2 separate regions of the Homo sapiens genome follow, and region 2 is linked to region 1. The links are chromatin loops, found by intact Hi-C in ENCODE. Cell type or tissue: IMR-90. All regions are shown on one strand. Each heading gives the region's core, and the rest is flanking DNA. Links, peaks and the distances in the headings are about the cores only. Region 1 overlaps SPINK1 (serine peptidase inhibitor Kazal type 1). Region 2 overlaps STK32A-AS1 (STK32A antisense RNA 1).

Region 1 (5,384 bases), core at 273-5,272:
TTTTATCTGGAGGGGAGGATGTTTAGAACTGGCAGGAATCATGTGGAATAAATATGTGATTTACTTTTGTGAGACCTCACAGATACGAATCCCCAGAGCTCTAAGATGAAAGGTCAATCAATTAGAAGGTCCAACAATAGCTCAGGCATCAGCTGAGATGGAAACCTGGTGGCGAAGGCAGAGGCATCAGGAGCAAAAGATGCAACAATAGTTTTGAGTTTAATTTCAGGGGTTCACTGTAACACCCCACGAGATCTGTAAAAACTGTAAGGACAGATATTTTTCCTTTCTGTTGTATCCTTAGTGTATTCAACAGTAATCAATAAATATTTGATGAATTAATGACTAAGTGAATGTATAAATGAATGAAAGACAGAGAAAAGATTATAAATCTCAAACCTCTCCAACTTTAAATGAAGCTGTTATTTTTCCCCCTGTTTTTCTCCCATAGTCACTTTTTCATCAGTGAAGTTTAAGCTGATATATTTTTTTTAATCTCTACTGCAGGAAACGCCAGACTTCTATCCTCATTCAAAAATCTGGGCCTTGCTGAGAACCAAGGTTTTGAAATCCCATCAGGTCACCGCGAGGCCTGACTGGCCTTATTGTTGAATAAATGTATCTGAATATCCCCTGTTGTTTCCATTTGCTTTTTCCTCAAAGGTATGTTTGATTATACCAGGGTCAGGGGACTTTGGTAAGACTGAGAATAGACCAAGTTTTAAAAACATCAGGAATCCTGTAATTTCAGACAGGGTTTCCCTCATAATTCCTTTTCTTTCCTCATCTTTCTCACATCCTGAGGTCACTGCCTTAGAAAATGTGATTGCAGATATTAAATGGCAGAGCACAGATGATCATGAATACAAGAAATTCTTTGAGGACTGGACTACTATTTTAAGGAACAATTGGAAAATACCCAGTCCAGAAACATGTTACCCATCACAGTCTGCTGATTGCAATAACTCCTTTAGGTTTCCTTGGGATTTGATTGAGCATCTATTGTGGCTGGCACAGGTCTACGTGCATGGGCATAGAGCTGCCTATATGGTGGAATAGAGTTTAGTCTTTGAGATTTTCCACTTATCTCAGAATGTAGATTTTGGGTCAGACATAATTGTCTCAAAAAGATTTGAATCATTGAGAAAACAAACAAAAAAAGTACATTTTCTTAACAAGGCTATGGAGCAGCTTCTGGACTTAGCCTTAGTTCTTCCCCAGCAGGGCCAGTTCCCCATTAGTTACTAAGGTGAATGGTGGTAACGTAGAGCCTGTGGTTGTCCCTGATAACCCGGGGCTTGGATGGAGGACTTCCTCTTGTGCTTCCCTGGGAGATCTGCTTCATAGGGCCTGATGGGTTTGTGCTGTGCTAACCTGAGGCAGGTAGGTGGGGAGGCCTGATTCTGGATTAACTTTGGGAATGGTCTCTTCTACTATCAAACCATTCCCAAAAGATAATCTGACAAGGAAAAAAGTGACTATAGACTGGATGAACTGATCAAGAGACCTTTGTGCAGCACACTTTGGTTTATGTGTGGGCCAAAACAACCCTATAAGATTATCCTTATCTTATGAGTAAACTTAGAACTAAGTGAAATCACCTGCCTAATATTGCAAGCAAACAAAGCGACAGGCTTAGGTTTTTATTATAATACAGGACTGACTTCAAATCTAATGCTTCTTCCATTAAGCCACAATCACCTCACGTGAGTTACTCATTGCCTATTTTTTCTATAGAAACTTCAGATAACACCTTCCTATTAAAAAGGACTATGTGTTTATATTCAGGGAAGCAAATCAGATAAAACTAAAGAAGTTCCCCAAAAGAAAAAAAAGGTATGTACAGCTATTAAAAGAAGAATAAGGAGGAGGAGGAGGAGGAAGAGGAGGTAGAGGAGGAGGAAGAGGAGGTAGAGGAGGAGAAGAAGGAGAAGGAAAAGGAGGAGGAAAGAAGAAAGAGGAGGAGGAGAGAAGAGAGAGGAGGAGGAGGAGGGGGAAAGGAGAAGGAGGGGCAGGGGGAGGAAGAGGAGGGGGAGGTGGAGGAAGAAGATGAAAAAGCAGCTTGAATTCCCAAACTCATGAAGAACTAGCCTAGAATGGAAAACTGGGTAGAGAGCTAACAGAGCCTGAGATAACAGCAGGTTTTCTAATATACAGCAGGAAATAGATCACCCATTGAATCAGAAATAATCAGTCAAAAGCTATTGCACACTTGCCAAACACAGTTGCCTGACACTCTAAGGTTTAGGTTAATTTCTTGTGATATTCAGAATATACACGTCTTGAGGTTTAAATCTGACCACTAGAGGATGCTGTAGTCTGCCAAGTGCCTCAGCCAAACCGCCGTCTAACAGCTCTCATTAAATATCACTCTAACAGCAGTTATGGATGCAAGATGGCTTCCAACAACTTGTCTGTGATGCTAGAGGACACTCGAAGGACATCCCTAATATTAAGGACCTTTGCCATGATAAACAGAAATTAAATAATTGAATGCTACAAATTTTCATGTCCAATTGAACCAGTCTACAAGTCTGGAGAGACAAGACTTGGAGATTATAAGCAGAAGCAACCCATTAACCCAAATTGTCTATCTTTAATGGTTCTGTTCTCTCTCTGACCCATCAGAAAGCATGTGGATTGCTATGTTCATGTATGGTAGTTTATCAGGCCATTCTCCCGTTGCTCTAAAGAAATACCTGTGGCCTGGCATGGTAACTCATGCCTGTAATCCCAGCACTTTGGGAGGCCAAGGAGGGTGGATCACCTGAGGTCAGGAGTTCAAAACTAGCCTGGCCAACATGGTGAAACTCCATCTTTACTAAAAATACCAAAATTACCCAGGCATGATGGTGGGCACATGTAATCCCAGCTACTTGGGAGGCTGAGACAGGAGAATCGCTTGAACCCAGGATGTGGAGAATGCAGTGGGCAAAGATTGCACCATTGCACTCCTGCCCGGGTGATAAGAGTGAAACTCCAACTCAAAAAAAAAAGAGATACCTGAGACTGGGTAGTTTATAAAGAAAAGAGGTTTAATTGGCTCATGGTTCCACAGGCTATACAGGAAGCATGATGATGCGGCATCTGCTCAGCTTCTGGGGAGGCCTATAATCATGGTGGAAGGTGAAGGGGGAGCAGTCAGGTCACATAGGCCAAACAAGAGCAAGAGAGAGGGGAGGTGCTACACACTTTCAAACAATCAGATCTCAGGAGGACTCACTCACTACTGAGACAGTCAAGTAAAAAGGGCTCCCTGGAGAACCTCCGACCAGCCTGAACTGGGAGAATGACGTGGAGCCACAGAAGTTCATGCCCTTTGCAGAGGGGAGGAACCCGACCTCTTGAGTTCCTGTGTGGTGGGGCAGAAGCTGGATAACAGGCTTCCTTCTCACTCTACTGAAAGTTTGAAAATTTTTCTCTTTTTCCTTTTTTGCCCGATAAATTCCGTTTTTCTCACCCTTCTATGTGTCCACAAGCCTGATCTTTCCTGGTTGTGTGACAAGAACCCAGTTTTTAGAAGAGCTGAGGAGGAAGTCGTGTAACAGTATCACAGGAACAGCACCAAAGGGATGGGTGCTAAATGATTCATGAGAGATTTAGCACCCACATGATCCAAATTACCTCCCACCGGGCCCCACTTCCAACACTGGAGATTTTGACATGAGATTTGGATGGGGACACCGAGCCAAACTGTATCAGGTAGTTGTGTTTTAAAAGAGATGATTTACAAACCAGAATATGTTTAGAGGAAGGAAACTACCAATATTGATAAGAATTTGAAATTTTTCTCCATGATGAGTGGTTGGAAGAAGCAGGAATATTTGGGCTAAGGAAAGGAAAACCCTTAGAAGTTGGTGGGTCTTTTCAAAAGATTTAAGGGATTAAAATGTTAACACCGTGAAAGCAGAAATTTTATCCTTTTTTTCACTGCTGTATTACAGGCTCAAAACAATATCAAACACCTAGGAGGTACTTAATTAATATTCTTTTTGGTACATAAGTGAATGGGGAAGAGGAATGAACATGATCTGGTTGGCCCCAAAAGGTAGAATTTAGACTAATTGGGTAGAGATTAAAGAGATACTAATTTTCATTCGGTGGGAAAATGTACCCTATAATGGTTAAGATCAGAGGCTCTGATTTAGAGAGGCTGAGTTTGAATCTGGCTCTGCCTCCATCAAGCCCTGTGTCCTGGGAGAAGTTGGAGAATTTCTCAAAGTCTCAGTTTCCTCATCTCCAATAGGGGTTAATAATAACAATTCCCTCATAGAGCAAATAGCACAATGCCTGCCATATAGTATGTGCTCAAGAATAATTAGTTATTGTTATTGTTATTATTCATCTTATAATACTTTGGGCTCACTAAAACAGTGACCAATTGTCTCCTGGTATATAAGCATTTCTATGACAGAAACTTTACTTCCTCAGGTAATAATTTGTTGCATTATTTATTTCTTCGGGTAATAATTTGTTGCATTATTTACTTCTTCAGGTAATAATTTGTTGCATTATTTACTTCTTCAGGTAATAATGTGTTGCATAATTTTGTAGAAAACATTCCTCAAATGGGTACAAGATTGGACTAAAGTCTCTCTGCTTTTAATTTTAAAAAATTCCAGAATTACAAACCATGCCTCCAAAATAGAAATTCGAGAGTAATGGCTGAAGATGAATTTTGTGGACTAAGAAGGGTTTTGTAGCCCTGTGAGGGAATAGGGTAATAAACCCAGCTCACACTATTAGATTCCCCATCCCTGGATAAAAAAAGAACTATAATCCTCATTAAATACAGGACCACAGAACTGCAAGTAAACTCCAAGAGGGCATAGTCACAGGGCCAATACATTTCTGTACAGTTTCCTCTATTGGTTTCAGAACATTTGAAATATGAAGCTATCTGGTAGGAACAGTGTATTGAAAACAAGCAAAAAAAATTGTCCTATTGGAGAAGAAAATGTGTTTGAAATTAAACATTTTAAAATATAATTTATACTAAGCCTCTTGAAAAATAAGAACTTGAAAAATATTGTCCTTTTATTTCCATTTCTCTGACCCAATTTATCCCTTAAAAACTTTAGTTTATTCCACCTATGTACAAATACAGTTTAGTTGCATAACAAGGGAAGCTATTAAATTAAAAAACATGCAAAGCTTTTACTTTTCCAAGCCCTAGCACTGCCAACAATTTTGCTTTTTTTTACTCTCACAATCCAGTGCAGAGAGATCCTTTGTTTTCTTTCATTGTTTAAACAAAAGCTAACTTTTAGCTAAAAATATGGAATATGTATATAACAAAATGACGTTCACAAAAACGGAATAACGCAGATCTTTTCCTTTTAAACAAATCAAAAGTCACTAAAAAGCCAAGAAATAGTGAAAAC
Region 2 (5,384 bases), core at 299-5,298, 600 kb after region 1:
AAACACTCCTGTGATATTGTTTATAATATTCAGAGGGGAAGAGGATGATATTACTCCCAATACTGCAGAGGGTGTACACCCGTGTGTGAAATAGTTGGTAATTTCCAGAGGGGGAGATGATATTACTCACAGCATCGTAAACAGGCTGTGAGTCTACCGTGGATTGTAATAGCGGGGTGTGGGGGCGGGGAGAGGAAGGGGTTATTACTCCCCATATGGCGGGGGGTGGCTCACCACCCTGCGATGTGGATCGTAATAGCCAGGGGGGTAGGGGGGACTATTACTCCCCGTAAGGCAGAGGGGTGTCTCACCCCCTTGCCATATGGATCGTAATAGCCGGGGGGTTGGGGGCAGAGGGGGTGCTGTAACCCCCCATATCGCCGGGGGTTGCCTCAGCCCCCTGCGATGTGGATCGTAATAGCCAGTGGGGGAGAGGGTGTCCTATTACTCCCCATATCGCAAGGGGGTGCCTCACCCCATTGTGCAGTGGATCGTAATAGCCGGGGCGGGCGAGGGGGATGCTATTACTCCCCGAATCGCAGGGGTGTGCCTGATGGACCTGCGATGTGGATCATAATAGCCAGGGGTTGGAGAGGGGGTTGCTATTACTCCCCCTATCGCAGGGGTGTGGCTCACCCCCCCGCCATGTAGCCAGGCGTGGAGGAGGGTGGGGTGCTATTACTCCTTATTTCCCAGGGGGGTGCTTCACCCCCTGTGATGTGTATCGTAATATCCAGGGAGGGAAGTGGGGGTGCTATTACTTTCCATATCGCATGGGGGTGCCTCCCCAACTTCCCGGCCCGGGCTCGGATTCCCCTGAAGAGACACGTCCTGCGTCGCCATGGTGGTGGGCATGGGGGTGGCGGGTCGGAGCCTGCTGATCTTAGAAAGGGAAAGGCGAGATTGCCATTAAGACTTCCCTTGGGGTTATGACGGGAGACCAAGACAGTGGTGAGAATTTTACAGGATCCTAACAGGAAAGATCCTTAAAGGACTGTGGTCTGGTAGATTTTTTTTTTCTTTCTTTCCGTTTTATTGCACAGGGAATTGAGGCACAAAGACAGAAAATACTTGCCCAGTGTAGCATAACAGTTAGTGGAGAGAACCTTTGGTAGGCCCAGGTCGCCTGGCTCCCAGCCTCCAAATTTCCCAGGCACCTTTGTTGCCCTTGCTCTCTGTGGGTGGAAGTGGGGGCCGGACGGGGCAGAGATGAAGACCGAAGTGCTGGCGGTTTCTCTGTTCTTATCCATGGCAGGTCTCCATACAGCTCTTTGTAATAATCAACACGATTGAAATAGTTTCTTATTGTTTCCATCTCTAACCCAAGAATCACACACACCTAAGCCTACGCAGATTGGGCACATAGGTTGCCTCTGTCATGGTGACGGTGGGCGGGGTCAATGGAGAGTGTGGGTCTATTCTAGGTGTGGGGTGAGGACAACTTCTTTTCAGCTCCACCTTTCCCTGCCATGTGGGAATGCCAGCTCAGCACTGCTAAATATTCAGATTTTTCAAGAGAAGCTGGAAACGAGAACTTTTGTATTAAATCTTCCTTATTTTTAAACATGGACAGAATTTTTAAATGTGAAACAAAAGGTGGTAAAACAAAGTGTGTCTGTGGCTGACATATCTGTTTCAGATTTCCATTGTTTGATCTATGGAGATGTAAAGTTCCACAGAGTGAAGGAATCATATTGGTTTTGTTTAACATTTTTGGGACCAGATCCTAGGATAGTGCCTGATACACCTGAAATATCCGCTGAACTTGTTGGAGTGCTAGTGGTCGCCTTATGGTCAAGAGCCCCATAATGGATTCAATTAAAAGAATATTACAAGATAACACTATTGTCATCTAGCCCTTTTCCTCTTCTTTCTTTCATTCCCGTCATGGGCTACACACTACCCTAGTATGTTAAAACTTGGAATAATCTTTAACTCTCACTAACTCACTTGTTTACTTTAAATTTGGGGTCCGGATGAAGAGTTTTGCCCTAAGCTGCACAATGTGATGGTGGCAGAGCTGGGTAAAAACGTACCCCCCGTGCTATTGCCCTATCACCTTCTGTTGTTGCCAACGCCTTATGAAAAACCTGAGAGAGGATTAGATACTATGAATGAACATTTGGTGTTCAATTAGGGGCAAGTTGCAAAAGAGGGCTAAACACAACCAAGTTTAGGAAAAAAATAGAGTTTTTAAGGAATTCATTTTTGCGAGAGAATTTTCTTTTTAGGCAAAAATCAGGCACCTGGCAAAAAAAAAAAAAAAAAATATATATATATATATATATAGCCTTTGTATAACACTGGGGACTTCACAAAACATTTTGATTATCTTCATGGCATTGGAGATGCACTACAAATTTGTTGGGTCTGTAAGTCTCTTTTTTTCCCCTGGGGAAATAACAATCAAGGAAATTGAAACTGCAAGAAAGTGATCTGAGACTTGAACTGAAGTCTATGGAAAACTCTTTAATTTGGTGTTCTGGTTGGCATGGAGGGCTTTGGAGTCAAGCACTCTTTCATCCAAATGCCAGCTCCACCAATAATATATCTGAGATGTTGGACAAGTCACTTAAAGGCCCTAAACCTCAGTTTTCCATTTTCAGTAAAGGAACCAATGGTCATCTCTATCAGCTTTTGAGATTAATATCAGGATTAATGAAGGATTAAATGAGATTTTATATATATATTGCACTTAAAACAGTGCTAGGCAGCACAGAGTAAACACTCAGAAACTGACAACTGTTAAGGTCATTTTAATTAGCAGGCCACCAGGTTATGCCCAAATACCTCTCATGTCTGTTGTCTAAATCTTTCTTCTGTTGGAATAGTCACTTTGACTTAAAATAAAACTAGCCAGTCATAATGTATTTGTTCATGTAAAGGCACGGCATACCATAGGTTCTATAGAAAAATAGTGATGCTTATTTTGCCTCATATTCATGCTGTCAAATGCAGAACTGTTTCACAGAGCTGATTGTGTTTTTATCTTTTATTTATTCAGTTGTTCATGCTCTCTTGTTGGTGTTCCCATCTTAAACATAGCTAGCTTTTGGGGAAATTCAGAGACTGCCACAAGAAGGGTGCTTGGGAGACTAGACTGCATTCTTGAAACAATCTCTGGAGCCCCCCAGTGGAGAGGGGAATGAAGTAAAGACTAAGCCAGTGAGAAAGTCTTGTCCAGATAGATACACAAAATTTTTTACAATTAAAAAAGTAAATAATGGCTTACAACACAAATTTGAATACCATGCGGTTTCAACTATATCACTGGTGGCTTAAAACTGTATGCTGGGTTCCACTGCATTTAGACAGGGCCTGATACTGTCCAATCCCGGTCACTCTGTCCACCTTTATCTATGATCTGTTCACTCCACTCCAGCCCATCAGCCCTTCTGCTCTTTGCAGATCACACTGAGCTTGTCCCCACCCCAGGACATTTGAGTGGCTCTTACTTATGCATGAATGCAGTTCTAGACTTTTCCTCATTCAGCTGTCTGCTCATATTTCTCCTGCTCAGGAAGACCTCCCCTCAACTCTTCTGATGTTGTTTCCTCACCACTTCCTCCATTCTCCACTGTACACCCTAATTCCTTCCATCATGTCACTCATCATGAGCTATCATTATTTTGCTTGTGTAACAACTTTGCTGTGTTTCTCCTCATTGAGTGCAGCTTCCATGAGGATAAGAACATCTCTCTTGTCCACCATTATATATACAGGACTGAATCCAGTATTTGGCACATTAAATAAATTGCTAACATAATTACATGTTTATTATTTCCATCATTCTTTCCATTGAGTAATTTAGGAGGAAAATATGAAGAAGACACCTTGTACTGCAAAGCAGTAACCATTCACTGGTGAAGTAAACAGACCTTTTACAGTGCTATGTTTAAAGGGAACAAAGAAAAGTTGGAAACTGTTACTGGACCTGAGGATTTTGTGGTTTGGATAGAGGCAGAAACCACAGCCTGAGATTGACAGGTGCCTGGCTGGGAGCCCTCGCAAAGCACTGACCAGATCAGCTATCTCTGCCTCAAAGAGCCAGAAGCCTCAGTAACATTTGATCTGTGTCTTGAAAGATGAATAGAGTGTCACTAGACAGAGAGGAGGGCATTCGAGGTTTGGAGAATGGAGGCATAAAAAGCATAATATCTGGGGAGAGTTATTAGAAGTTTAGTGTGATTGTAGTGTAGGGAGTGTAGTGATGAGGGAAAGATCTTGGAAAACCAAGTCTTCTGTGAAAAAGTTTACAGTTTAAACCATCGCAGCAATAGGAAGCCTTTTAGATGTGTTAGCAGGAAAATAGACCTCATTAGAGTTGAGTTTTAGTAAGATTACTCTGCCCTCTTTACACATGACAAAGCCTTATTTTCTGCTGGCTGGATATGCAAATTACTTTACTAAAAAGATGAGTTATCATAACAAAAAGAAAATTCTCCTTAATTATAAGAAAATAATCAGGTCCTAGCACAATGTCTCATATTTAGGAAATTATCTATTAATTGTTGAATCCAACTCAATGTTCAGTTTTACCTGCTTTGCTCACTTCTACAAATACCATCACATTCAGAGAGTACATACAATAACCTCCTACAGAAGATTTTTCTTTAGATATTATCTTGACAGAGATCATCCATTTTATTTTCCAATTTCATTGAGTGATTGGAGTTTACAGTTTCTAAACAGCCGTTACAAATTCTGTAACCTCAAGTTCATTATCTGTTTAATAACCCATTCCCACAGTTTTGATCATTTGTCTACAGTGGGGAAAACACCATGCTGGGAACTGGAGATACAAAGATAAATAAACCAGTCTTTGCTCTTGAGGAGCAAGCACTCTAGTGAGCTCACAGTACATATCATGCTGCCTTCACTACTAGTCACCCCTGTGAGTTTGACATAATTTAATTGACAGAGAGAGAGGGAAACAACCCTAGGAAGTAATGGGGACATTTTATTTCTAGGGCTGCAAAGAAAAGCTAGAGATAGTATTAAAATATTCCCTATTACATGATTATTAGAAAAATATTATTACCTGAGAAGGAGAAGGAAAGTGGATATGAGTTATGGTTTCTAATATGTGTGCGTGTGTGTGTGTACTCATTTATTCAACTGCATTGAGGTGTGAATAGTTTAATTGCTCCCCAGAAAACTTGCATAGTAGAGCATTGTTGTTGAGCAAAAATAGCGTTAGCATCAAATTGACCCAAGTTTATTTCCTTATTCACCACCTAGAGCTTCATAAGCTGGTGCAAGTCATTTAGACCCTGAGAGTTTTTGTTTCTTAAACTGTATAATATACAGATACTGGTAGAGTACATACTCCTGAAAAGCATTGTGTTGATTAAGTGAGATAATGCAAGAAAGCACTTAGTGTA

Evidence for each region. A loop is a pair of places that touch in the nucleus more often than their neighbours do. Peaks named below come from ENCODE experiments on the same cell type or tissue, not always from the same donor. Only the 100,000 strongest peaks of a DNase experiment are listed, where the experiment ranks them.
Region 2: it touches region 1 in a loop (2.7-fold over the local background); 4 of 110 quality-filtered maps call a loop at or near these places.

What each region holds. Positions count from the first base shown.
Region 1 is chr5:147,819,830-147,825,213 of GRCh38, reverse strand. SPINK1 (serine peptidase inhibitor Kazal type 1) reads left to right here. Exons shown (of 4, transcript NM_001379610.1): 4 at 508-632. The coding sequence ends at 553. Among named protein-coding and RNA genes, the nearest start is that of SPINK1, 9.1 kb to the left of the region's middle. In IMR-90, for the core only: a CTCF peak has its summit at 2,304 (motif pointing right); a DNase peak (open chromatin) is centred at 2,333.
Region 2 is chr5:147,222,139-147,227,522 of GRCh38, reverse strand. All of the region lies in intron 1 of STK32A-AS1 (STK32A antisense RNA 1), which reads left to right. Among named protein-coding and RNA genes, the nearest start is that of STK32A-AS1, 10 kb to the left of the region's middle. In IMR-90, for the core only: a CTCF peak has its summit at 3,130 (motif pointing left); no DNase peak of the experiment used is centred there.